7 separate regions of the Homo sapiens genome follow, and regions 1, 2, 4, 5, 6 and 7 are each linked to region 3. A link is a loop called in an ENCODE intact Hi-C map of the cell type or tissue named here. Cell type or tissue: PC-3. All regions are shown on one strand.

Region 1 (4,000 bases), 110 kb before region 3:
GATACTACATGTAAATTTAACAGTGTCCATGCAAGTCACAGTGGGTATAAGCAAGAACCAGAGGTGGATGTGGGCAGATGGTTGATGTGTATGAAAACTGGTAGGGTCAGTGTTTGGGAGTAAAGGCTTTTTTGAAGTGGAGATGCTAAAGTAGATTTGTTGGAAATATTTTTTCTTAAATGATGGTCAAAAAGCAGGATATTTAAAATAAGCAATTCTGAGGTAGTTCACATAATGGTGAAGTGGGTAAAAGAAAAAGATCACAAGACATTAGAAAAAAATCAATGATCTGAAAGTCCAAGATTTGGAATTGCCTTTCCCTGACCCCGCCCCCATCATTTCATCAAATCTGTACTTGCCAAGGTTACCATGAACCTCTTAAAGTTGCCCCACTCCAACCTGCTCTCCCCACACAGCCTCCAAATAGGATTCTTCTAAAATAAGACTGAATGTCACACTACTGTTTAAGAACACCCCATGTCCTCAAGTCTCCATTCTTTTTTAAATCGACAAATAAAAATTGTACATATATATCTTATGCAATGTTTTGAAATACATATACATGGCTGGGCACGGTGGCTCACACCTGTAATCCCAGCACTTTGGGAGGCTGAGGCGGGCGGATCACGAGGTCACGAGATCAAGACCATTCTGGCTAACATGGCGAAACCCCATCTCTACTAAAAATACAAAAAAAAAAAATGAGCGGGGCATGGTGGCAGGCACCTGTAGTCCCAGCTACTCAGGAGGCTGAGGCACAAGAATGGCGTGAACCCGGGAGGCGGAGCTTGCAATGAGCCGAGATCGCACCACTGCACTCCAGCCTGGGCAACAGAGCAAGAGTCCATCTCAAAAAAAAAAAAAAAGAAAAAGAAAAGAAATACATATACATTGTGAAATAGCTAAATTGAGCTAATTAACATATATAACCTCACATTCTTATCACTTTTGTGGTGAGAATACTTAAGATTTTAAATTCTTAAGAATACCTTCTGATTAATTCATAAAGTAATAATTAGTGAATTTAGCCATACTAAACTCTGTTTGGCTTCTCAAAGGGCAACAGTATCTCTTGCTATGTTGTCTATGTATTGAGTAGGAGGAAAAGGCAGGACAAATAGTTGCTTCCAGTTAACCATCCTCCCCTTCCTCCTTAAAAAAAAGAAGGCTGAAATTTGACCATGCATGTTATTACCCAGCTATAAGACTATATTCTCTAGCCTCTTTTGCAGCTAGATGTGACCATGTGACTAGGTTTTGGCCACTGATATGCAGGAGGTCTGGGAAGACTTCTTAAAAGAGGGGATAAGCTGGCATGATGGCATAATCCTATAGTCCCAGCTACTAGGGAGACTGAGGCAGGAATGTCACTTAAGCCCAGGAGTGTGAGACCAGCCTGGGCAGTATAGTGAGATCTTGTCTCTAAAAATTTTTTTTTTTTTTAAATTTAGCCAGACACAGTGCCTGCAGTCCTAGCTACTCAGGAAGCTAAGGTGGGAGGATCCCTTAAGCTCAGGAGTTTGAGGCTGCAGTAGCTATGATTACTACACTGCACTCCTGCCTGGGCAACAGAGCAAGACCCCATCTCCAAAAATAAAGAGGGGGAATACACCTGTTTTTGTTCCTACTGCCTAGAGTGAAGATGATGATTGAAGATCTAGCAACTATGTTGGACCATAAAGATGAGGGCCACCTCCTATAGATGGCAGTGTAGAGAGCTGGAAAGAGCCTAGATCTCTGACAAATTCATTTAGCTATCATGTGAGGCCTCAATTCCTTCTGGACTTTACGAAAAAGGAATAAACTTTTAGTTGTTTAAGTAACTATTATTTTGGATTTTCTTATTATATGCAGCCAAACCTTATCCTAATTGAGACCTAGAATTAGTTGGATATCGGGGAAGGATAAAGTGGTCTTGATTTTCCAGCCTGACCCTAGAGAAGATACAAGATGTATGCAATTCTAGAAAAGATGAAGTCCAAGAAAGGTAGAGTTTAGTTCTACGGTTGGTTTCCTGAAGAGAACAGGGCAATTTTCACGTTTAAACGTGATACATCCACCTGGGGAAAGAAAAAGTGGTAGAATCTTGCGGGGGAGAGAAAGCAGCAGCAGTAGCCTGCAGTGGTGGAAGCTAATTAAATGCAGCAATTTTATTTTTATATTGATGCCCAGGGTGACAGCCCTTGGATTCCACTTTTCAAGCAGTACTAAATTGGCTGTACTTTGACCCTGAAATAAGACTGCGCTTGTCTTCATTGACCAGAGATAACTGGAGAAGTAAACATGTGGTATTGGGGAGAAGAAACTGACATTACTGCTCCTAAGATTTCCAATAGGTGTCTGAAAATGGGGGCTTTAGAAAAGAAGCCACGAGGTTTTTGCCCACAGAACAGTATGATCTGGACATAGGCACAAAGAGTTTTCTACAGATGTTCCCATCTACTTAGGAATAGCGATTCACAGTGGAACCTATAAGAGGAACCCCCAAACAAGTAGTAGACAACAAATGAGTACACCTTTGAAGATTTCCTTTGAAAAGATTATTTAAGCTTCTTTATACTTTCTAGAAGTACAAAGTACAAAATTAACTACAGGGTTTTTATTCCACTCCCTTCCCCTAGTTAGACATCTTTTCTCCACCTTAGCCCACAAGGTGATCACTTCACTGGCTGGTAAATTGTCCATTGCAATCTGTAAATGAGCCAAGATTGCTGTGTGCTTTGCTCAGGCCATTCCTCTCATGGCTATGATACCACTGACAGGGAGATATATAATATATATGTAGAGAGAATATATACATTTGTATATTACAGTATAATATATACATTTCCATATTATATATTTGTATATAATATACAAATTCAAGCCTCATTACTACTGATTTTCCAACAGATCAATCCCAAGCAGTAGGCTATAATTAGAAACAGATTAGACATTCCTTGTTGCAGTCATCTACCTACCTCCTGGCCACCTCCCTCACTGATTTTAGAACTTGGGTCACTGTCTTTTTCTCACTACTACCTCTATCACTACTCTTAGTGCTTTCAATATCTCATATTTGATATATTTGAATTGTGGAGAGAAAGATGAGACCACACTCTACCTTGTCAATAATTTCACTATCTCTGGTCTTTATTTCAAGCATCCAAGACTTTGGACATCCATCTTTCTTCTTCTTCACTTCTAAAATTTGTTTCCTCTATCCATTGATCCCACCACTTTTCCACTGTCCACCACTAAGCCTTACATCTACCTCATGTCCTCATGATCTCTTTACTCAGCTTATGTTCCATGATCTATCACTAGAGCCACTTCCCCTGAAACACAATCACTTTGCTTGCCCCTATCTACCTTTATGACATTTACCTATGGCAATCCCAACTTCCCAACCCTGGTTAAACTAAACTCTTTTCCTATTCTGCAATTACACCAAAGCAACTGAAAATGGCCAGAGAAAGACAGTCAGCTGCTCCAACTGGCCTCACTTTAAATTCATAATCACTGATTTCAACATTGCTTAACAATTCCATTACTTTACAAAAAAAAAAAAAAAAAAAAAAAAGAGACAGGATTTCATAGTCACCCAGACTGGAGTGCAACGCAACAATGTTAGCTCACTACAGCCTCAAACTCCTGGGCTCAAGGGATTTTCTTGCCTCAGCCTCCCCAGTAGCTGGGATTACAGATATGCACCATGACGCCCAGCTTTTAGAAAGTTTCTCACTATTGGCTGGGCATAATAGCTCACCCGTGTAATCCCAGCACTTTGGGAGGCCGAGGCAGGCAGATCACAAGGTCAGGAGTTTGAGACCAGCCTGGCCAATATGGTGAAGCCCCGTCTCTAATAAAAATACTAAAATTTTTAGTGTGGTGTGGTGGCACACGCCTGTAGTCTCAGCTATTTTGGGAGGCTGAGGCAGGAGAATCACTTGAACCTGGGAGGCAGAGGTTGCAGTGAGCAGAGATCGTGCCACTGAGTCCAGCCTGGGCAACAGAGCGA
Region 2 (4,000 bases), 160 kb before region 3:
ATTGATCATTGCAGATCTAATCTGACGTGATTTGGTTTTGTCCTGTGGGTTTTTTTTTTTCTGAATACATTTTTTACTCCATTTATTTATAAAATGCAAATGAAACAGAAAACCACTCAAGTCTTAGCTAGTAAATCATTCCCAATTTCGGCCAGGAGAGATGGAAACATTTTTACAAGTAACAAGAATCTTTGATTTTAAAAAAATTCCCCTAAAGTTAGGAATTTGAATTTTTTTCTTAAACCAGAAACACGTGTTTATTTTAATGAGACAAATATAACTGAGTTCCAGCTACTTAGATAAAAAGTTTAATTGTGCAGAGATGAGTAAAACAATCATATTATGAAGTTACTTGCAGCCCTCCTTTTCAGGAAATATACATACATGGTTAAGAAAACATTTCTACTGCTTTTATAATTAAATTTTAGCTCTTGGTTCTAATTAAATAGAGGTATTTTCTAAATGTCTTTACATTTAATGAATTCATCAGTAAAAGCTGTCAGCTCTACCTTCAGAAATTCCCCCAGTTCATCCACTTGTTTTCTTTCTTACTTTTTTTAAGACGGAATCTAGCTCTGTCACCCAGGCTGGAGTACGGTGGTGTGATCGCAGCTCACTGCAACCTCCACCTCCTGGGTTCAAGCAGTTCTCCTGCCTCAGCCTCCCGAGTAGCTGGGATTGCAGGTGTCTGCCAAACGCCTAATTTTTTTTTTTTTTTTTTTTTTTTTTTTTAAGTAGAGACAGGGTTTCACCATGTTGGCCAGGCTGGTCTTGAACTCCTGACCTCAGGTGATCTGCCCACCCAGCCTCATCCACTTGTTTTCTTAACAGCTTTATACACTATATGTTTTACCCATTGAAGGTATAAATTCAGTCTTTTATTGTATTGACAGAATTGTGCAAACATCACCGCATTCAATTTTAGAACATTTTCATCACCCCAGGAAGAAACCCCTTCTCCACTTAGCCATAATCTCTCCCAAGCCCCCTAGCTCTAGGCAATTATTAGTGTACTTTGTGTCTCTACAGATTTGCATATTCTATACATTTCATATAAATGGAATCTTACAATATTAGCCCTTGAGACCGGCTTCCTTCATTTAACATAATGTTTTTAAAGTTCATCCATGTTGTAGCGTGTATCAGTTCTTCATTTCTTGAATAATATTCCATTGCGTAGATATACCACATTTTGTTTATTAATTCACCGGTTAAGGGACATTTGGGGGATTTTGGCTATTATGAGTAACGCAGCTATGAAAATTTGTGCGCACGTTTTTGTATGGGCATATATCTAGGAGTAGAATTGCTAGGTTGTATGGTAACCCTATGTTTAACCGTTTTAGGAACTGCTAAACTTCTTGCAAAGTGGTTGCACTGTTTTATATTCCCACTAGTATGATAGTTCCAATTGCTCCACTTCTTCACCAACAGTCGTTATTGTATGTCTTTTTGATTCTAGCCACCCTAGTAAGTGTGAAATGGTATCTTATTGTGGCTTTGATTTGTATTTCCCTGATAGGTAATGATATTGAATATCTTTTACATGTATGTATTAGTCATCTGTATATCATCATTAGAGAAATATCAATTCAGATCATTTGCCCATTTTTAAAATTGTCTTATTATTGAGCTATAATAGTCTTTATATATTCTAGTTACAAGTCCCTTATCAGATACTTAATTTGCAAAACATTTCTACTTTCTTGATAGTGTCCTTTGAAGCACAAAAGATTTTGTTTTGATGATATCCAATTTATCTTTTTTGTTGTTGTTGTTGCTTATGCTTTTGGTGTCACATCTAAGACCAGTGTTGGTTTTTAAATCCCAGGTACTACAAGACCAAGTAGATGAACTCCAGTCTGAGCTGGAAGAATATCGTGCACAAGGCAGAGTGCTCAGGCTTCCGTTGAAGAACTCACCGTCAGAAGAAGTTGAGGCTAACAGCGGTGGCATTGAGCCCGAACACGGTAAACACATTCGGACAGGCTGTAGATAAAGCCTTTACTCTTGTTTTTAGAAACGTGGTTCAATATAAAATTGCAAAGCTTTGGCAACTTGAAAAAAGAAAAAAAAAAAAAAGAATTTGGCCATACTCTTTTCTTGAGCTGTTTCACTTGTGGTCTCGTTTTTCATTTGTCCTTGAAGTTTTTATGAGAACATTTCCATCTGATTTTGATATGCGTCAACAAAGGAATGGAAGAATCAAACCACAAGGGTATTTGCTTTGTTAACAAAACAAACAAAAAACTGGCTGCAAATCTGGGAATCCAGGCCTTGGGAGTGTTAGAATTCAGACACTGAGCTATTGCTGTCCTCTTCGAAGAGAGTGTGTAACTCATATGAAGATGGTTTTGGAGAGCAGGCCAGCCAGATACTACAGAATCCATAGCTGGTTTTCTTATACGGGCTGTGCTGAATGTCTGTATTGCCTCAGCAGAACAAAGAAGATAAATAAGGGCTGGCCTCCTGGCCTTTGAGGAAGATTTTGAGTGGCAAGTTTGGAAGGCAGAGTTTGGGAGCCTCCTGCATTAACTATGAGCTCCTTTCCTCTCTCCTGATAGCCTACCTCTTTTCTCGGGGGTGTTGAGTTTAAATTTCAGAGACAGCTCATAATCAGTTATTCTGTTATAAATAACTTTCCCCAGTGCTATTGGGGATAGGAGTGTCGTTCTTACACAGGTTGTTTATTCCTCCTCTTACTGCAGAATAATTAACAGATTGGGGAAGGAGGAGACAAAGAGGCCTTAAGACCTCCCCTCTGATTCTTAGCTCATTCCAGTCTGAGGATCTCATAATATGATATATCTCGGCAGCTGTTATGGACTTTTCCATAGATGGCCAAGTGTTGGGGTTGTTCCTCATGAGGACAAGAAGCTGTACCATCGTGGTGTGGCTCACACCCTGGGTGTTACTTCTCATTTGGGAATATGCCATCAAATATGAAGAGAAGACCCAAAGCAAGACTGCCAGTTGCAGCTGCTAGACATATACCCAAGAAAAGTTCCTTTCTTCCATCTGCCTGTGTATCCCCACATGCAAAGCTATTTTGGGTCCCACTGCCTTAAGAGATTAGTCATAATCTTTTCTTCTGTGTACAAGCTCAGCCCCCAACTTATGCTTCACATTTTCAGTGTCATTCTCAGTCATCGTCGTGGGCAGTTGCAGAGATGAGCTCATGCATGAGTTAAGAATTTCTACCCACAACTGCCTGTATCCTGGTTCCTAACCTATGCCCTGTTTTTTAAAATTTTAGCTGATAATATGCTAAAATTATGCTGATAATAGCTAAAATATGATAATTTTAGCCAATAATAGCTGATAAGATAAAATGGGGATCTACCCACACTCTAGGAAATTCATAGGAAATAGGCAGTCTTCTGTAATGCTGAGTGATGGGTTGTTGATAGTGTGACCCATGAAGCTAACTCCTCAGGGCATCGCAGCAAGTATGCTGGCCGTTCATTTTCCTGCCACATCGTCATTCAGTATTTGTTGGATGGGTAGGAGTCTGGTTGGTTTGACCAAACTACCTCATGCTATTACCTCAATTTGCAGCATTTGCATTAGGAGGTAGCTACCTATAAGCAACAATTTCCACCCCCGCCGCCCCACCACCTACTATTCTAAGAGATGGATTCTATTAAGGTTTTTTCCACTGCCTGTACATGAAAGAATCTGTTCACCTTCATTTCTTCTTGTTTGCCCTAACGCTTGAAAAGAGAAAAGACTTCTCTTGGCCTCTGTTATTTCCTATTAGTTCACATCTCTGGTAATTCAGGCTGAAAATCATTCCTTAGTTAAACTGGATGTCCCTCCTCAGATGCCACACTGTGTTATTGAAAGAACCTGCTGCAGGATCAATGAGTCCCATGTGTTTTCAGGGCTCGGTTCTGAAGAATGCAATCCATTGAATATGAGCATTGAGGCAGAGCTGGTCATTGAACAGATGAAAGAACAACATCACAGGGACATATGTTGCCTCAGACTGGAGCTCGAA
Region 3 (4,000 bases):
CCAATATAGACACAAATCTATCGCACGTGACAAGACATTTTCACTAGGTTCTTAGAGCAAACTGGGTGTTATTACTCAAATAAAACTTGCACAGTTATTACATACAGCCATGTTTAAATTAATGGAAAAATATTGTCATTCTCAACAAAAACTGGAAGTCCTAAGGTAAAGAAGCTAATATAAAGAACCTAGTTATTTTATAGATAGATATGTTAATAAAGTAGCTCCTGCCAGATTTTTATACTTTAAATTCAAATGCTCATAGTGAGCAAAACAGGTGAGAAAATAACTAATGTCACTTAGAGAACTCTATACTATGTCTTAATGTGAATTATACTTCCTGGGCGTGCTACATAGTTTAGAGCTGGCTCATTAGAGGTTGCAAAAAACAGTTGTTAAATTTTGAGGAATTTTTGCAAGTTGGTTGACGTCATGGTAGCTTGAAATTGGCCATGGTAAAAGTATTTACACCATAAAAATTAGCAAATAATATATATCAGGCTCACCTCCTCCCTCCTCCCCAACCAGTTTTAAACATTTTGCCAGCACACCACTGGTTACACTTGCACTTCAATATTGCTTTTAAACTGAATTCATTTAGCTTTTAATTCTCTCTTTTAAACCATGGTTTTTAAATACACGAACATATTTTTGTTTGCTTGATTACAGCTTGATATAAATTGTTTTTTTAAAGAATCAAGTTAATATGTTAATTCAGCTATTCATTTTCCCAGCTAATTGTCTTCATATTTGTTGTTTATTATAGGTCTGTTTATTATTCATAATTGTACTGTATTTCAGAGTTAAGAATTCTTCTATTTTAAATTTGTTTAAATTAATTTTGTCTATTTATTTATTTTTTGAGATACGGTCTCACTCTGTTGCCCAGGCTGGAGTGCAGCGGTGCAATCATAGCTCACTGCAGCCTCAAACGCCAGGGCTCAAGTGATCCTCCCACTTCAGCCCCGCTCCAAATAGCTGGGACTACAGGCGCTGTAGTTCTTTGTGGATTTTTTTTCTTTCACTTTTTGTAGAGATAGAGTCTCACTATGTTGCTCAGGCTCATCTCAAACTTCTGGTCTCCAAGCAATTTTCCTGCCTCCTCCTCCCAAAGTACTGGAATTGCAGGCATGAGCCACCACACCTGGCCTTAGTTTAATTTTAATATAAAATTATTTTTAAAATTTCATTATCCCTCACCTTACTTTCTCAGGCAATGTTTAAAATTTCCCCACACTTTTACCCAAATGAATAAAGCTGTTAACTTATCAGAGAGAAGAGGATAGAAGTGACCTGCTAAAAAAGATTGCTAAATCGAAATTTCATTTAGAAGTTATTTTACTTTGCAATTTTTTGCTATGCTTTTTCTAACTGAAATTTGAATTATTTAACTCATATATGTTTTGAAATTTGAATGTATTTGCATTTTATCTTTTGATTTTATAATGTATTTTTTGTTTTGGATTTGGTTGCTTTAATCTAAAATACTATAAAATAACTTTGGATGCCACCTTTACTACTTAATGAGCTTCGCATTTCAATTTCAGGTAGTTAAGAGTTACAAGTCCAAACATGTTTAGGAGTCATTGTTGACTCAGTCAGCGAAAACTTTTTTCTTGTCACTGACATTTCATAATGTCAACAGTTTACTAACTAGGGTAATCTCTTAAAGTTTTTTTCATTGTTTGTTTTCAACTCTTTTTTTTTTTTTTAACCAAAAGCCGCAACTCTATCAATCTTTATCTCTCATCTGTTTTATTGGAGCATTGATTGGTCTTTTCCAGTTTTAATGTTTCTGGCAAAATGTAAGGAGCAGTGACATCTGCTGGTAAGACCTAAAGTCCCTTTCTGTAATTTACAATGGAGTTCCCTACTCTGGTTTGCCAGTGGTTCTGAGTAACAAGTTAGAGAAGAAAATCAAAACAATAGCCTAATTACCATATAGCACTTCAACGATCAACCTAACAAATGATAAAAAAAAAAAAAGACAACAGAGTCTAGTACATATTGTAAATCATATAGAAGACTGCAAGCAAGGCTGGTTTTATTCTACCTCACCTCCTCCCCACACCAGGTTCCTGAGCCCTCAGGAGAATTCATACCCCTTCATCACAGCATACATCATCTCTCCATGCTACTTTACTTCATCATATTTTTCCCAGATCCTCACTCCCATTCCTCAACTATTCATTCCCACCCACATTCACTTTAATATATATTATAATATGCATAAATAGTATCATGTTATAAATCTCACACTTTTTTCTGCTTACTTCTGTACAAATTTTAACACTCTATTCATGCTACTCTATGCACTTTTGGTTCATTGCCTTTAGATGTTGCAAAGTATTCCAGAGTATGCTTTTCCCCATATTTTTATGTATCTGTTCTGCTAGTGATGGACACCTAAGTTGTCTCCAAATTCCTGCTACTATTACTCTATCAATAAATATCCTTATATATTTCCTCTGCTCCATGGAATGGCTGCTCCAATCTGCACTTTCAACAATAGGGCCTGAGTGTTCCCATTTTCCCAAATCCTAGCTTTCATTGGTATTATCTCCATGTTCTACTTTTTGCCTATTTAATGAGTGTAAAGTGGTATTTCATTGTTGTTTTAATATTTATCTAATTATCAGTGAGACTTGACATCCCTTCAAAAATGTATTAGCCATTCAGGTTTCCTTTCTGTGACTTGTCTATTAATATTCTTTGCCTGTTTTCTGATTGGGAACCAGGTTTTGGTTACTTGCAAAAGTTTCCTGTATGTTCTGCTTAGTAATCTTTTGTTGACTTTGACATTGTCAATGTCTTCTACCAATCTGTTCATTTTGATTATAAAGTCATTTGATAAATACAAATACTTAATTTTGATGTAGTAATATGCATCAATTTTTTACTACATGGTTTATTTTAGAGGGTCTAATAAATGTTTCTTCACCTCAGTTCAGAAAAATATTCTCCAGCACTTTCTTCTATTAGCTTTATAGTTTTAACTTGCATATTTAGTTCTTTGATCCATCTGGAGATTACTTCTATTACAGTATTTAGTAAAAATCCAGCTCTTTCTTCAAATAGTGAACTTGTTTTTCCAAACCCAACTATTAACCCATTTATTTCCCACCAGTTTATGATGCCACCTCTATTGACTACCAGGCTCCCATATATATATGAGTGTATTTAAACTGTTTAGTTCCACTGAGCTTTGCTCTTGTATCTGTGTAGGACCTCACCATTTTCATTGCTATGGCTTTTTAGTGTGTATTGAGCCCTCTAATTCAGATCGTCTTCTTAAAAACTGACTTAAGGCCGGGCACAGTGGCTCACACCTGTAATCCCAGCACTTTCGGAGGCCGAGGCGGGCAGATAACCTGAGGTCAGGAGTTCGAGACCATCCTGGCTAACATGGTGAAACCCCATCTCTACTAAAAGCACAACAAAATTAGCTGGGCATGATGGCGGGCACCTGTAATCCCAGCTACTTGGGAGGCTGAAGCAGGAGAATCGCTTGAACCCGGGAGGCAGAGGTTGTAGTGAGCCGAGATCATGACATTGCATGCATTCCATCCCGGACAACAAGAGCAAGACTCCGTCTCAAAAAAAAATAAAAATAAAAATAAAATAACCTGACTCTTAAATCAAAACAAGACTTAATTCTTCCATATGAGTTGTAGAAAATATACAAAAATCCTATTGTAATTTCAATTATAATTGCACTGAGTTTGACTAATTTGTTGAGAATGAAATTCTCCACAACATTAAATCATACCATCTGTGATCATATTATATCTCTTTGGTTTATACAATTTTTTCTCTATGGTCTTTAATAGACCTTTGAATTTTTCTCCAGAAAGGTCTTTATATTTTGGTGGCTAATTACTAAAGATTTTTGTTTTGTTTTGCTATTGTGAATGGTATATATATTTTAAAACTTATATTTGCTAGCTGTAATTGCTGGTTTTAAGAAACGCTATTGGCCGGGTGCGGTGGCTCACGCCTG
Region 4 (4,000 bases), 52 kb before region 3:
CCTGAAATATCTCCAAAGTATGTCTAAGTGTTGCAAATTTTGATACTTGAATTCTGTCATTTCTTCTTTATTAGTTGGAATATTATAATTAAGGACTTTATCAATTATTTGGTTGCTGTTCATATAGGAAAGAAGGGTTGAATGCTAGATCTTTTCCTTTGTTTGCTATTTCAGAATGATGAATTGATACCCTAGCCACCTACAAAAGTAACCATGAACTCATGGATTTTTAACGCCAAGCTTTATTTGGATTTTATCATTTTTTTATTAATGTTTATTTTCTGTTCTAGGATTCATTCCAGAGTGTACTGCATTGCATTTCATTGTTGTATGTCTTTAGTCTTATTTAATCTATGCTAGTTTCTCAGTCTTTTGTTTTTTATGACCTTGACAGTTTTGAGGAGTACAGAATGTTTTGTAGATTGTACCTCAATTTCAATTCATTTTTTTTTCAATTTCTTTTTTTTTAGACGTCTCCCTCTGTCACCCAGGCTGGAGTGCAGTGGCACAATCTTGGCTCATTGCAACCTCCACCTCCCGGGTTCAAGCAGTTCTCCTGCCTCAGCCTCCTGAATAGCTGGGATCACTGCCACGTGCCACCACGCCTGGCTAATTTTTGTATATTCAGTAGAGATGGAGTTTCGCCATGTTGGCCAGGCAGGTCTTGAACTCTTGACCTCAGGTGATGCACCCGCCTTGGCCTCCCAAAGTGTTGGGATTATAGGCGTGAGCCACTGTGCCCAGCCTTTTTTTTCAATTTCAAAAGTCTGATGTTTTTCTCATGTTCCATATTATCATGTATTTTCCCTGACCCAGAAGCCGTTTCTCCAAGATGAGCTGGTTGATTTTAAGATTTTTATACTTAGTTTTAATTATTGGTGTGGTAATTCCTTTTGATGTTTAAATTGCTGCTGCTTTGGTGGCAGGAGCCCTTTCAATGTTGGTTCCTTTTTATTTCTCTTTGCTTTCTAATGTGACTAGATGTTCCAGGCTCATATTGTGCATTTTCTGCCTCAGTCCTGTACTCAACCATTCTAAGGATCCCTGGTTCCTTTCGATGGGGAAATAGTATTCAGGGATTGCACTCTTGTACTCATTGCTATTTGGTGGATTAATGCTTGTAGACCTTTTCAATGGACATATCTGGGAAATATGTTTTGTTGCTTTCTGGAAATAGAAATTCATTATGAGTTCATACTGTTGGCAGTTTAAGATTTCCAAGTTTTTACTTTTAGCTTTTTAAAAAAATGTTTAATTGTGATAAAATACACATAACAACATTTACCATCTTAACCATTTTTAAGTGTACAGTTTGTTGGCAGTAAGTACATTCACATTGAACTACCTTCTTTTTGCCTTAGGTTTTTATTTTTTTCTCATACTGAAAATCTTGGTTCCTGTTGACAATTATGTAACTATTCATTTGCTTTATCTGTAGCATAACTAGCTTTAAAAATAGTATCATCGACAATATGATTACTGAATAAAACAGAAGATTTCTTTGTAGTTTATTTTTTAAATTTAGGATATTTCCCGATGAGGAAGTACAATTTATTCTCTTTGGGCCGGGCACAGGGGCGCATGCCTGTAATCCTAGCACACTGGGAGGCTGTGATGGGAGGAATGCTTGAGTCTAAGGGTTTTGAGACCAGCCTGGGCAACATAGTGAGACCCTGTCTTTACAAAAAATAATAAAAGAAATTAGCCAGGCTTGGTGGTGCATGCCCATAGTCACACCTACTTGGGAGGCTGAGGTGGGAGGATTGCTTGAGCCCAGGAGGTTGAGACTGCAGTGAGCCGTAATTGTGCCACTGCACTCCAGCCTGGGTGACAGAGTGAGACCCTGTCTCAAAAATAAATAACAATAAATAAGTAATACATAAAATTCACTTTGAATTAATTTTTCTGAAGTATGCTTTAGCTGCTTCATGTACTCTTAGATTTGTTTACTTCATTTTGTTTTCACTTTTTAGGGATTGCTTTTTCTAAATTTTGATTTAATTTTGTTGTAAGTTACATAGGATATTTAAAAGGTTGCAAAATCAAAATGATAAAACAGAATGCATTTAGAAAATTAATTCTACCCCTGTCCTCTTCCACCCCATTTCCTTCCTCCCCCTGTAAATACCCAATTTTATTAATTTTTGTTACATATTTCATTGCAACACTTTATGAAAATAGATACAAATTACATATATATGTAAAATATGTATTCATATTATTCTCTTTCATATGTATTGTGTTAGGTTTCTGTAGCTGTAAAACACATTACTTCCAAACTCATTGGCATAAAACAATAAACATTTATTATCTCAGTTTCTGTGGTTCAGGATTTTGGAAGCGGCTTAGCCAGGTCATTCTGACTCAGGATCTCTCATGAAGTTGGAGTTCACACACGTCAGCTGGGGCTGCAGTTATCCGAAGCTTCGCTCTGGCTGAAAGATCCATTTCTTTCTTTCTTTTTTTTTTTTTGGAGACAGAGTCTCTCTCTGTTGCTCAGGCTTGAGTGCAGTGGCGCGCTCTCGGCTCACTGCATCCTCCATCTCCCAGGTTCAAGTGTTCTCCTGCCTCAGCCTCCTGAGTAGCTGGGACTACAGGCATGTGCCGCCACGCCCAGCTAATTATTTGTAATTTTAGTAGAGATAGGGTTTTGTCGTCTTGGCCCGGCTGGTCTCAAACTTCTGACATCAGGTGGTCCATCCACCTTGGCCTCCCAAAGTGCTGGGATTACAGGTGTGAGCCACTGCGCCCGGCCAAAAGATCCGCTTCTAAGTTCACTCACAAGGCTGTTAACAGGAGGCTTCAGTTCTGGCTGAAGGCCTCAATTCCTCACTCATGGGCTTCTCATGATATGGTATCTGGTTTCCCCCAGGGTGAGTGATGAGAGAGCAAGTACACTTGACCAAGGCAGAAGCTGCACGGTCTTTTATATCCTAATCTCAGAAGTCACACACCATCCTTTCTGCCATAAACTATTGGTCACACAGACAAGGGTGTGAATCCCAGGAGGACAGGGATAATTGGGGCCCAGGTTCACCTTACTGGCTGGCTACTACATATATGTATATATGGTGGTGTACTGTCCAGACTCTTTTTTCACATAATACATCCCGAATATTATTCCAGGGCAATAAATAGAAATCATCTTCATTCATGTTTACAGCTATATAATATAGTACTCTGTTCTGTGCGTGTAATAGTGTAATCATCCAGTTTGCTATTATTGGACATTTGGTTGATTTCTAGCCTTTTGCAACTATAGATGTTGCTGCAGTGACTAGCCTTATGCATATGCATTGTATGTTGTATTTAAATAAAAACAGTTTCTTAAACCACATGCCAATAACCCGTATTTATCCATACACTTACATATCCTTCTTTAGAATCTGAGTTTGAATTGAAGCATTTACCTTAATTTTAAAGTTTCTTCTAAATTACCTTTTGTCACTGGGGTCTGTTTCATTTGCCTTTCTTTAAAGGTAAACTTGATGTTTTCATTTTGCCTTAGTTTCCAGCCAACTGTAATTTTAAAAGCTCTTCAAAGTCAGCTGGGAACTTTTGACTAGTAGATGTTTTGCTCTGGCATGGTACTCCTTCACACCTCAATGGTCACCCAGTCTTTCTTATTTTGACCATTCTGAGATATTCTAAATTTGGCAGTTAGGGCCTTGGGTTGACTGGCAGTCTTCTGTTAACACACTAACTTTTCATTTAAATGCTGTATCCTTGTACCTTTCAGGCACAGGGATTCAAATTTATGTTAAAATTTTGTCTGGGGTGCAACTGTTACAAATAATGAGGATTAATAATAGTATGAACCACATACTGTCTTCCTAGGACTGTGTTAGAACATGCACCAGCAATGATAATACATCTGTATTTGCTGCCTAGTGGCTAACAGATTTACTCTCTTGATTATAAAAAACACCTTCGTTTCAGAACTAGTAAAATATGGGAGTGAAAGAGGCAAAATAAGTCCAAAAATCAAGGAAAATATTTA
Region 5 (4,000 bases), 170 kb before region 3:
TAAACAAATAATAGCTTTTGATTTATTTTCAAAAGCTTTCAAGTAGCCTAGCTTACAGAAAATTTTTTTTGTTGTTTTCCCCTTCTTTCCTGTATTTTTGACCATTATATACCCTTTGTTTACCTTTGTAATGGCTCAGTGGTAATTTATTTTTCATTGGTGACTATTAAGTCATAAAATTAAATTTATTCTCCTGAATTGTAAATCAGTGCAATATGTAGAACCTTGGGTTGTTTTTGCCAAAAAATATTGCACAAACTTGGATTATTTATCTAAAACCAATTCTTGGAATAAACTGTAGCTACTTGTGGAGAGCTGCATGTTCTTCTGTGGTGGTTTCCAAAGCTCAGGAAAAGAAGTAGCACATTTAGTTATTTTCCTCTGGCCTGAGGACAAGTAGAGGATTGCTCATAGAATATAACTTTTACTTAGTGTTTTTCCTGCTAAAGAAAAATAGTGAAATTCTATAGTACTTAGTATTACTAGCTCTAAACCACAGAGGAGCTGGAAGTTCAAGATGATCTCATTTACTTGGAATCCTAAAATTTTACAACTGAACGCCATTTTAGATTTAGTCACCTCTCATTTTATAGGTAGAGAGAGTGAAATCGTGGCTGTTCCCTGCTTTCATGAAGGGGAACTAGAGTCACTGTCTTATGCCTGTAACTAGCACACTCCTTTCCGAAAGCAAGAACAATGACAGGGCAGAGATGCAAACCAGCATGCCCGATGCCGAATCTGGCCCCAAGCCTATTTTACTTGTCATGCCCAGTGTTTTTAAAATTGAACTTTTTGCTACATTGAAAAAAAAAATCAGGAGATTTTTCTAAAACTCCAAAGATTTGGCTCCATTTTATGGGCAGTAAGATGCAGCCAGCCCCTTTGGAGAGGACATGCACTCCTGTGTTCAGTTTCCCAGCACTCGCTACTTTCTGATGTCTTAAACCCATCTTGCCTCATTCGTTGACATCATCTTCCGGGCCTCTTTGAGTGTTTGGGTTTGTGATTATTTTCCAACTTACACTTCAGCAAACCAGCTATCCAAAGACCTGGTCCATGTAAGAATAAGAATGTCCTCACAGTTCCAGAGACAGCTCCTGCTCAAAGTGTAGAGCGTGCCCCAGTTGGCCATTTAACCGGCATTGTTTTCTGCCTAGCCCCGGCCCCGTCTTCTGAATCCACACTCTTCTATTCATCACTTGCCCACTCCACCATCTAAAATAACTGGAAGGACTTTCCAGGTGCGAGGTCTTTAGGCAGTCTGGAAGCTGTGCACTGATTTGGCTAATGTCACAAGGTCAAGCAGTGTGGATCTAATGTTAGAGCCAAACTTTTAACCTTGTTAACTTCAGTCAACACACCTGGACTTGACAGTAATTTCTGGTACAAAGGTCCTGAAAGCCTTGTCCTCCAGGAAAATATTATTTTGGTTGATAAGAACAGGATAGAAAAGTTAAGGGATCTTGGCAACCTCAGAATCTTGCCCCAAATATCTTTCCATTGATTTGATCCTCTTTTAGGAATTGTTGCTTCTTGCAAACGTTTCCACTCTTTAGAATGGTTTTCTTGTTTCAGAGTTCCCTCCAGAGGAAGTCGTATGAAAGCAAGAATGGAAACTAATGTTTCCTGTTGGGTATGAATTGGGGAAAAAAAAGCATTTGAGATGAGAGAATTGCCTCAAGCCCTTACATGAAGAATGAAATCAACAATAGTGAGATCGTATAAATCCTAGCAGTAGTCCAGATTTACAAAAGGAATATTAGAAGCTTGAGAATGTGTTGCAGAGAATTTAGGCCTGTGTTAGAATGAGTCCAGTTGTAGGCTCAAATGCAACAAGAGCAATTTGTTGCTTATTCTGTCTCCTTACTGCTCAGTGGCATGGGCCTTAACTGGGAGCTTGTTAGAAATGCCGAAATCTGAATCCCCACACCACCAGACTTACCATATTAGAGTCTTCATTTTAACAAGCTCTCCAAGAGATTTCCATTTTGTACATTGGAGGCATGTTCCTATAGAAACATTTTAACCCCAGAATAAAGAGGAATCTGACTGCTAGTGGGAGGGCTTTGCCTTTCCTCCTCGTTCTGTGGCTTCAATGATCCACGTTGCTCTATTCACCTTCCCATTCCTCTGTGGAGCTAGGGAACCAGCCATTCCCAGGCAAGCCTCTAGATGGGGCTGTAGCCCAATCTCCCCTTCCCTATTACAGGATAGGGGCTATTTGATTACCATCAGAGGGTGCGGACTAGCCAGTCAAAACTCCCTTGCCTTTACATGTCTTGGAACCCTTCTATTGCACACACATAAAGTCTTTGTTTTTCCTGTGCTAAAACATTAAAGCAAAAAGCCAACACACTCAGTATTGTTACAAGTAAGGTTCTAAACCCCAAGTTATGGATTTCAGATTCCAAATCTTAATTGTAATCAGATCATTGTAATCTGTCCCAGACCAAATTCTGCTGTGCTAGCCTACCAATTTCAAAAATTCAACATAAAGAAAATATCACTGAGGGTCACCACAGTATAAAAGTGTAACAGATGTCCAACCACTTTCTACTGTTATGACACTGGGAAGCTTGTATCTTTATATTATTTAGGTATTTTTTAAAATTTGTAAGAATAATGTGTAACAACATTAAAGACTGCCTATTGTAGGAGTGTGAGTAAAAGAGAATATAGTTAATTGCTAAATTGCATAAGATTATGAAGATGTTGGAAATTGACTTTTATTTAGTTTGTGGGAAGGAGGAGGGCATATCATTACTGGAAAGGGAAACCAGTAAAGTGAGAATAAAGGGGCATAATTATATTTCTGGAGTCCTGGGACCAACCATGGTACTGATTACTACTGGCCGGAAGTATACTTTGGGCCTTGTATACTTGAATGGAGTATTTAAAATATGTGATGACTCTTTTCTAGATGCTCGAGGAAGTATTCCATAATCTTGATCCTGACGGTACAATGAGTGTAGAAGATTTTTTCTATGGTTTGTTTAAAAATGGAAAATCTCTTACACCATCAGCATCTACTCCATATAGACAACTAAAAAGGCACCTTTCCATGCAGGTAAAAAATAAGCAGAAGTGCTTTCTTTGTGAATAAAAGTTAGAACCCATTTAAGTAATGTCTAATAAATTAATCTGTTGTCTGAAGCAAAATACTAAGGAAAGAGAGGGAAGCAAAAGAAGAATTAGAAAGACTTAACCATTAGGAAGGAAAGGTTGGGTTTGAGAAATGACCGTAAATTACAGTGGAAAGACCACTAATTATGCCTTGTCATGTCAGCTCTGGGTCAGAAGAAACCTGGTGTTAATTAGGGACATATCTCGTCTATGTCATAGAACTCTCTACCAAAACAGTTGGTTTTGATAAGCTCCGTAGGCTTGACTCAGTTGGGAACAGAGATCAGAGAGGCTGCATGACTTTTTTCCTGGCACTGTATATTAGAGAAACATGCCTTCTACCCATCGTGGTCAGGGCTGACCAATATCTTGTTGAAATGCCTGGAATCAAGCTAGGCTTACTCAAGTCTCTTCCTCCTTCCAGTCTTTCGATGAGAGTGGACGACGTACCACAACCTCATCAGCAATGACAAGTACCATTGGCTTTCGGGTCTTCTCCTGCCTGGATGATGGGATGGGCCATGCATCTGTGGAGAGAATACTGGACACCTGGCAGGAAGAGGGCATTGAGAACAGCCAGGAGATCCTGAAGGTGTGGCAGCTAAAATTGAGAAAAATGACAAACTGGAGAAGGGTTGAAAATTTTCAATTTTATTTTTTGGAAACTGTGATTTGATTTTCTTTCTTCTTAATGGTACTTCTGTTCACAAAGTCTCAAAGATAAAAGGTAACTTTTTTTTTAGCCCTTTTAACCAGGAGCCTTTTGTTAAGTACTTTCCGTGTTTTTAACCCCCAGATTATTGACATGAGAAATACTCTTACAATTGTGTTTATTTACAGGGCCAGATAGTGTTGTTGTTGTTGTTGTTGTGTTTTT
Region 6 (4,000 bases), 57 kb after region 3:
ATGAGACTGTTTTTCTTAGTAGGTTCCCAGATACTCTCCATGATGTTTGGGTTCTCAGAAACACCTGTTCCTTGGCTGGACATCATGGCCTTGGCTCACAGCCTGGCCTTCCGAGTTCAAGCAGTGGACACACACCCTTCAGTAATCTGGTGAGGGACCTGTTACATTATAGTTGGCTTCTTTTTTTTTTTTTTTTTTTTTTTTTTGAGAGTGGGTCTCACTCTGTCACTCAGGCTGGAGTGCAGTGGTACAATCATAGCTCATTGCAGCATCCATCTCCCAGGCTCATGCAATCCTCCTGCTTCAGCCTTCTGAGTAGCTGCATTTATAGCGTCATGCCACCATGCCTGGCTAATTTTTTCCCAACTTTCAGTAGAGATGAGTTCTCACTATGTTCCCCAGGCTGGTCTCAAACTCCCGAGCTCAAGCAATCCTCCCACCTCAGCCTCCCAAAGCTCTGAGATTACAAGTGTGAGCCACCATCGCCCAGCCACCTTATTTTCTAATGCTGGCTCCTCTTATGTTTTCAAAATGGCAGTTGCCATTCTAGTCACATCAGAAGCAGACATCCATGCCTAGAGACAGAATAAGTCATGTCTGTGTCTTGTGTACCCTGTTAATAGCAAGGAAAACCTTCCTAGAAGCACTCCAGCAGACTTTTCCTCCTGTGTCATTGTCCAGAATTGTCCAAGCCTAAACCATTCCTTTAATAAGAAAAATGAGGCTAGACCAATCAAGATTTATTCCCTAAGACGGGGGAGTGTCTCAGTCTCCCCTGATGGACATAGCCACTTGGAAGAGGTCAACAAAATTGTGGTTCTGATAGTAAGGACAGAGAAAAGAGGGTAGTTATTGGGCCCAAGGGCCAAAGTGATCATCATGGCTTCCACTTTCCCATAACCCTTAACTCATACCTCATCTGGTGGGGTCACCCAACCTTAGTCTCAGAGGATCCAAGTCCTTAGTGCTCTCATCTTCATTGGGTTGCTTCAGTTTCCCACTGTCCAGTAATATTAGAGATGTGAATACTAAGAGACACCCTAGTGAATACCTGGGATTCCAGACATAGTCTTCCTTGTTTCCTTTGCGGAGCAATAACCAATTTCCCCATGGTAGTTAGAATCAATCACCCCAACCAGTACAATGACCCCCTTCTCTAACTGTTGATTTAGTGATCTGAAGACTCCAAAATAGCCAGATGGCAGTTTCAGCTTCCCGTTAAATAGAATTGTGACCATGTCATCTGGGGAAAGTATCAATCCCTTGGGCACTAGGGCCTCCAAACTCACCAAGTCCAATCCTATAGGGACAATATAATAGAGACAAAGTTGTAGAGAAAAAAACTTTCAAGAGAGTTATTAGGAATAATAGAAGAGCCACTCCTACCTCTGCCTCTTGGTTCACAGGCCCATGCATTCTGAATATTGAGTAGATGACAACATATAATGGTGACTGGGTTGAGTCCTATACTACATCCTTACAGGGGTTTTCTCTCAGCCAGCACCACGATTGATCCTTCTGCATACTTTCCTCTATCCTATCAAACTAGCTGTTCCTGAGTGATGGGTAAGATCAGTTAATTCCATGGGCATGACTCTGCTGCCACACTTCTCTCATAATAAAATTACTTTCTTGCTCAAAGATATTTGTGATACATGGTGATAAAACAAGGCATTCCATAAGCCCATGAATTGTGGCACTAATAGAAGCTTTCCAAGCAGGGAAGGTAAACCTCTACCTAGAATATGTATCTATTCCCATGATGACAGGTCACTCTTCCCTCTATAATGAAAGGAATCTAGTGAAATTAAACTGCCACCAGATGGTTGACTTATCTGTCAAGGGAACAGTATCATACTGGGATCTCTGCAATGGCCTCTGCTATAAGCAGATTAATCACTCCATAGTGGCAGTAACTGAATTATCCTTGGCAAGTAGAAGTCTACATTGTTGAATCTAATGTTAGCTTACATTCCTATTGTCACGTAGGCACACTGAGCAAGCACTAGAGTGACTGTGTAAAGAGGCTGATTGACACCTGGAGAACAGATCTTCTTGTATAACTATCGAGATGGATGCCCTCTGCTGGGCAGTATTGTAGTTCACAGTTATTTTCACATTCTGGGCAATTTTAAGAATCCATCCATAATACTTCTCCCACTGACTTCCTTATCTCAAATCTTCTTCCTTCCAAGTAATTGACCAACCTATTAGCTACTGTGCATGAATCAGTACAGATCCATACCTCAGATCAGCTCTTCTTCCTAAAAAAGAGGACAACCAGATGTATTGTTCAAAGTTATATCCACTGGGAGAATTTCTCCTCCTATCTTTCAGGGCCACCCCATTATGGTGTGGGCACAGAATTCTGTGGCTCTCTGCTTCAAGTTGGTGCTAGCATATTATGCAGACCATTAATAAACCAAGCCTAAACTTTTTCTTCCCCTGCTAAATGGCTATGAGCCTATAGATAATGGGTTGAAAAAAAAACAGGTGGCAAAGAAGTAAGGGCAGGTCCAATGGACATTTGTTCCATATGATTTACTTGTGTCTTCCAGATCATCTCAGGCCACCTCAGTGTATACTCTTCCATTTGACAACGGAATTCTGCTGCCCATGTTCAACTTACGATCCAGTAAATTAGGTAACATCCAATTTCTTTTATTTTCTTTTATTTTTTTAATTTTACTTTAAGTTCTGGGATACCTGTACAGAATGTGCAGGTTTGTTACACAGGTATACATATGCCATGGTAGTTTGCTGCACCTATCAACCTGTCATTTAGGTTTTAAGTCCCGTATGCATTAGGTATTTGTCCTAGTGCTCTCTCTCCCCTTGCCCCCAACCCCCTCCCCCCGACACCACAGGCCCCCGGTGTGTGATGTTCCCCTCCCTGTGTCCACGTGTTCTCATTGTTCAACTCTCACTTATGAGTGAGAACATGCAGGGTAACTCCCAATTTCTAAAGAGCAGTTAATGTCACATAGTTACTTAGTATCCTGTGGTCAGGAGTCTAGCCTCTACTAAGACCTAGAAGTAAATCAAGAGTTGCCTTTCAAACAGACAATAGCTGTCAGCAGATAACAGCATATTCTTTTTTTTTTTTTTTTTTTTTTTTTTTTTTTTTTTTTTTTTTGAGACGGAATCTCGCTCTGTCGCCCAGGCTGGAGTGCAGTGGCGCGATCTCGGCTCACTACAAGCTCTGCCTCCTGGGTTCATGCCATTCTCCTGCCTCAGCTTCCCAAGTAGCTGGGACTACAGGCACTCGCCACCGCACCCAGCTAATTTTTTGTATTTTTAGAGAGATGGGGTTTCACCGTGATCTCAATCTCCTGACCTCGTGATCCTCCTGCCTCGGCCTCCCTAAATGCTGGGATTACAGGCGTGAGCCACCGCGCCTGGCCAACAGCATATTCTTATACCAAAATCCTAGGGGTCTGCATTGGGATTCTCCTACTGGGGTTGCAAGAGACTCCATACAGTTTCCTGTTTACCATTGGGTCTGCTGAATCCTAAAGCCTAAGTGTCAGGGCAGCTTGCATCATAGCCTTCTCTGTAGTACATTATGTAGTTCCAAGTGATATGAACAAGGTGGCAGTCATACAGGTTACATGGGTCAAAGAGTAGCAAATGCAGTACATTGTCTCAAAATACAAACAGGCCAAACAAACACTGTGCATCTTTAAGGTGGATGATACAAGGTAGAGCACTACTTCCTTGTTAGAAATGTCACTAATGTGTCAGGTTCCTGAACTGGGTTTATCTCTCGTTCTCTGGTATTAGTGGTATTTTTTAAAGTATGTAGGGTGGTTGCTACTTCCTGCTCACAAGGTGCAATTTGCATAATGTTATCAAGATAAAAGACTACCATGATATTCTACTGGATATCAAGGAAACAAAGGTCCCTCTGGAATGATACTCTATCATAGAACAGAAGTCTTTAAATATCCCTGAGGTAGTACAATGACAGTGCTGTTGCAATCATGTGAAAGCAAACTGC
Region 7 (4,000 bases), 130 kb before region 3:
CGATTTGCCCATTTGTAATAAACGATGAAGTATCAGGATCACTTAAACACAGCGCACAATTGGCCTGATGTTCCCATCCCATGCCAAAAATATTACAGAATTTAAATGTTGCTAGGATATGCGCTACTAACAAAGTACACTGAGCTTTCCTGTGCCAGAGCCGTGCAGCCTGCTGCATCCCATGAAAATCACAAGTGATGACTTTTCACAACAAATAGAGTGTATAGTCAGTGACATCTTTCTAGTTGACATAGTTCATAAAACTATTTAAGAAAATAAAAATCTTTTCATTGTTTGCATTAGCATGATCCCAGCTCACCACCACATCCAATCTTATATTACTTAGGTTTTCAAGTATTCAGAGTTATTTCTCTTTAATGCTTCATTCATCATCCTTTCTCAGAAGTTTAACTCTTGCAGCTTGCCTATTTAGTTAATTCAGAACTAGGAATAAAATAAAAAGTCCTTCTTTGTGGAATTCTACATTAATCCTTTCTGGTTTGCATGCGCTTGTGTGTTCAGATACCTTGCCACTCAGTTAATGCTTGACAAGGAATTTCCTATCTCTTATTTGAATCCCCTCAAAGTGGCTTTGCAGTCACATTAGCTCTGGAACTCTACATAGGAACAGTTCTGTTTCTTCTACTATCCATCTATGTTTAATTACGAAGTACTCCTACCACTTGTCAGTTCTAATAAACTTTTCCCTCTACATATGTACCTATGCTGTATTTCTAATAAACTTTAGAAGGTTTTTGTTTTATGAGCTTTAAAATCTGTTTTTGGAAGCTTTATACATACCTCTTCAACTTCCCAGTATTAAAGTTCTTAAATTGTGATGGTAGAGTGTTAGATGCTTTAACTCTCCAGTATATAATTGAACTACAAAACTTTGATCTCAGTTTTTAGTGGACCTTCTAACCAAATGATCCGCCAAGATTCTTCTCATTGCTCTCTTACACCCTATTTTCAAAGCCTGCTGTTTCCAACCCACCCACCAATGTTAAAAAAAATATCCTTTTCCTCCAATTCCTTCAGGATTAGACAAAAACTAAGATTTTTGAAAGAAAAAAAAAATCCTCCAACCAGATGACAGAGTGGACGGCTTATTACTCTCACCAGAATGCTACTGCAGGCTCTCCCATTTCCCGCTGCTGAGCTGACACTAATTTTAAGAATGCAGAATATTGTTAAATCTGCACGTTTCTGTGTGTGGAGTGATGTGATCTCTTCTGCATTTTGTGTTGCTTTGCTTGCCTATGTAGTGTTAATGTGTGTGCTTTTAAAAATTGTTTGCATTGTAGATGTGTGAATTTAGACTCCCCCTAAAAACTCATCCTGACATGAGGGTGAAGTGTACTACTTGCCTTCTTTCTCTAGGCCTTGCTACCGGAGCAGCGAGCAGTGCACGCAGATTCCTACAGAAGGATTGGGCACCTGTGAAAACTGGGCTGCTATTGATGGCATTTCTTACCATGGCAGACAGATGCACACACCCACCCATGCACACACACCACACACAGAGACATAAGCTAAGATATGTTGGAATTAAGTGCTCTTTTAAATTATTTTATTATTTTTACTGTTAAACCTTTGCAGTATTATGTCTCTTATTTATTTATGTAGAAATGACAGATCTTGTGAATCAAATTCACAAACATCAGCTTGTTACAAATCATTTTATTTATACCCTTTAAAGAGTGTGGATTTAAGATTCTTGAAAGGATGTAGTCTATATATTTTCTCATTCCATATGTTGTAACTATTTTTAACCAAAGGTACTACTTTTATATATGGAATTTGAAGAAAACCAGGGGTATTTATACTGTTTTGTATAAGATGTACAAATCTTTTTGACAGGAAATTTTTGATGAAACAATAAAATAAATTTTAAGTATATGACTGCCTTTGTTTTTCCTGTTTTTCCACTCTTTTGCCAACTCTATGTTCTTTGAATTATCTTTTTTTTTGTTTTGCTTTGTTGGGCAAATAGACATCATTTTGTATTTATGTTTGAACTTTAAAAAGCTATTATTTTTTTTTAAATATAGGCCTTTTTAAAAGCTAGATGTCCTCCAGGCCCAATTTTTTGTAACTTACTTCCTGCATTAGACCTTTGCCTATTACAATTTTTATCCTCCGGATAGTTACTACATGATTTAGGGTTTCTTTTATGATTAAGTGTTACTACTTAGTATCTAAACAGATGGTAGCCTTTGACTCATGTTTAGTCATTCTGCATGTCTTTTAAAGTATATCTTAACTACCATCAGCTGTTAATACCTTTATGAAATCTGAAATTCCTTATGGGGACATTTTGGTGGACTGCAGAGGGATGGGGGTTGCATTCTAATAAGTCAATTGCATTCTAATCTCTCTAGGTCTCTCTCCTCTCCAAAACTCACTTACTCCTTAACCCATCACCGTTGTGTGAGAACAGGAGATTTTTCATTTTCAATCTGCTCTGATAGTAAACCCATCCTCCAATCCAGATGTGTGCTTCACATTTACAAGTGGGAAACAGATGACTAGAAAAATTGGCAGGAAGAGGCTATTATGAAGAAAGAAACTTACCACCCTCACAGTCATCAGCCACTTCAAAGGAAAAACAGACATGCATATTGCAAGCTGATTGGTTATGTTAGGAAACCCTGAATATATTCAGTGCTTGTTTTGTTGTTGAGAGGCCCATAACATTGCAGAGACCCAGATCACAGATGGGAGGTTGATAGCGATCTTCCAAGTTACCTTGGATGTCCATTTTACTAGAGGTACTCACAGGTATTAAATTATGGGTTTTCAGAATTTTGCTTTATATCAGGGGGATGATGGTAACACAGGTAAGATTCTTTTGATTTTTCAGTCTGATCCTTTATCTGATAGGGTTACTTTTCTGACATATGCAATCCATGCAGGGCTCAAAACTCTCATTTCATGAGAAATCCATCCTTCCTGTTACAAAGGCAAAACATTTGCTGTCCTTTCTCTAGGCATCTTGTGGGGAAAATAAACCAGTGTTTTCAGTGTGACATGATTTTCGAATAATATACTTTTCTTCCCTTCAGGGAAACCAGGAACAACTGGTAACTGTCATGGAGGAACGAATGATAGAAGTTGAACAGAAACTGAAACTAGTGAAAAGGCTTCTTCAAGAGAAAGTGAATCAGCTCAAAGAACAAGTGAGCCTACCCGGTCATCTCTGTTCACCCACCTCACATTCCAGCTTTAACTCCAGTTTTACATCCCTTTATTGCCATTAACTCGTTAACTTATGTTGTCTAATAAAGGCAAATTCTATTATAAATGTCTGTAAGAACTTAGGATTTGCTATCCCTCATATCACCCCAAAAAATACGAACTCTGTATTTTTTCCAAAGCTCTGTTTAAGGCATGTTTGTCCACAATTTAAAAGTGTAAATCTTTGCTAACATGATTTACATGGACCTAAGATTTTAAAGATCAAAAAAAATCTATTGATTCACATAGACCTAAAGCATGTCCATTCACATGCTTTAGGTCCCTGTGAATCAACAGATTTTTCTCTGCCCAAGACAGGAAATATTCCTATTTAAATTGAAAAATGATATTGGTTAAAAAAATAGGGGGATAATAAATGGAACTTTAGCTTTCCTGTTCCCAACAGCTTATGAAAACCTCAACAAGTATCTTATTGCTACAGCTAGACTCCAAAAAGATGTACTTTGAGTTAGAATCTAGACCCCAGATTCCAGGACCACTTAAACAGCCTGCTCCTTTTCACCTGCTGGTGGCAGATGTGGCCTTGGTGTTTAGAAATTAGTTGCGCATCCACTGAAGAGACAAGCAGAAAGTACTACCCTCTGGGAGAGTGTTATAGCCTCTCTGGAAACTGAGATGAACATGTGGGGTGGGGGGCAGAAAATGCCCAACCTAGTTCTTTAGATACTTAAAAGCTAAGAATAACAACCCCAAGAGAGGGTCTGAATTCAGCTGTAGACAGCAACTTTTGGTTGTCCTGTTT

What was found. Hi-C counts contacts between places; a loop is a spot of excess contacts. Peaks named below come from ENCODE experiments on the same cell type or tissue, not always from the same donor. Only the 100,000 strongest peaks of a DNase experiment are listed, where the experiment ranks them.
Region 1: it touches region 3 in a loop (2.4-fold over the local background); 52 of 110 quality-filtered maps call a loop at or near these places.
Region 2: a loop joins it to region 3, with 5 times the contacts of the local background. A loop is called at or near these places in 87 of 110 quality-filtered maps.
Region 4: a loop joins it to region 3, with 2.6 times the contacts of the local background. A loop is called at or near these places in 11 of 110 quality-filtered maps.
Region 5: it touches region 3 in a loop (8-fold over the local background); 89 of 110 quality-filtered maps call a loop at or near these places.
Region 6: it touches region 3 in a loop (4-fold over the local background); 5 of 110 quality-filtered maps call a loop at or near these places.
Region 7: a loop joins it to region 3, with 8 times the contacts of the local background. A loop is called at or near these places in 51 of 110 quality-filtered maps.

Annotation. Positions count from the first base shown.
Region 1 is chr14:50,712,361-50,716,360 of GRCh38, reverse strand. No RefSeq gene overlaps it. Among named protein-coding and RNA genes, the nearest start is that of SAV1, 46 kb to the right of the region's middle. In PC-3, a CTCF peak has its summit at 1,702 (motif pointing right); a DNase peak (open chromatin) is centred at 1,710.
Region 2 is chr14:50,761,796-50,765,795 of GRCh38, reverse strand. NIN (ninein) reads left to right here. Exons shown (of 31, transcript NM_020921.4): 15 at 1,832-1,970; 16 at 3,885-4,000. Among named protein-coding and RNA genes, the nearest start is that of NIN, 67 kb to the left of the region's middle. In PC-3, no CTCF peak of the experiment used is centred here; DNase peaks (open chromatin) are centred at 2,235 and 3,135; H3K4me3 peaks cover 1,356 bases; H3K27ac peaks cover 2,610 bases.
Region 3 is chr14:50,597,970-50,601,969 of GRCh38, reverse strand. All of the region lies in intron 6 of ATL1 (atlastin GTPase 1), which reads right to left. Among named protein-coding and RNA genes, the nearest start is that of ATL1, 40 kb to the right of the region's middle. In PC-3, a CTCF peak has its summit at 1,825 (motif pointing left); DNase peaks (open chromatin) are centred at 409 and 1,709; H3K4me3 peaks cover 988 bases; H3K27ac peaks cover 1,502 bases.
Region 4 is chr14:50,649,495-50,653,494 of GRCh38, reverse strand. All of the region lies in intron 2 of SAV1 (salvador family WW domain containing protein 1), which reads left to right. Among named protein-coding and RNA genes, the nearest start is that of SAV1, 17 kb to the left of the region's middle. In PC-3, no CTCF peak of the experiment used is centred here; a DNase peak (open chromatin) is centred at 2,374; H3K4me3 peaks cover 355 bases; H3K27ac peaks cover 1,671 bases.
Region 5 is chr14:50,772,016-50,776,015 of GRCh38, reverse strand. NIN (ninein) reads left to right here. Exons shown (of 31, transcript NM_020921.4): 8 at 2,921-3,067; 9 at 3,548-3,715. Among named protein-coding and RNA genes, the nearest start is that of NIN, 57 kb to the left of the region's middle. In PC-3, a CTCF peak has its summit at 2,182 (motif pointing right); DNase peaks (open chromatin) are centred at 505 and 2,175; H3K4me3 peaks cover 788 bases; H3K27ac peaks cover 1,619 bases.
Region 6 is chr14:50,541,143-50,545,142 of GRCh38, reverse strand. It overlaps a transcript of MAP4K5 not described here and a transcript of ATL1 not described here. Among named protein-coding and RNA genes, the nearest start is that of MAP4K5, 11 kb to the right of the region's middle. In PC-3, a CTCF peak has its summit at 2,088 (motif pointing left); a DNase peak (open chromatin) is centred at 2,022.
Region 7 is chr14:50,725,132-50,729,131 of GRCh38, reverse strand. It overlaps NIN (ninein), which reads left to right. Exons shown (of 31, transcript NM_020921.4): 30 at 3,066-3,179. Among named protein-coding and RNA genes, the nearest start is that of SAV1, 59 kb to the right of the region's middle. In PC-3, no CTCF peak of the experiment used is centred here; a DNase peak (open chromatin) is centred at 2,211; H3K27ac peaks cover 1,643 bases.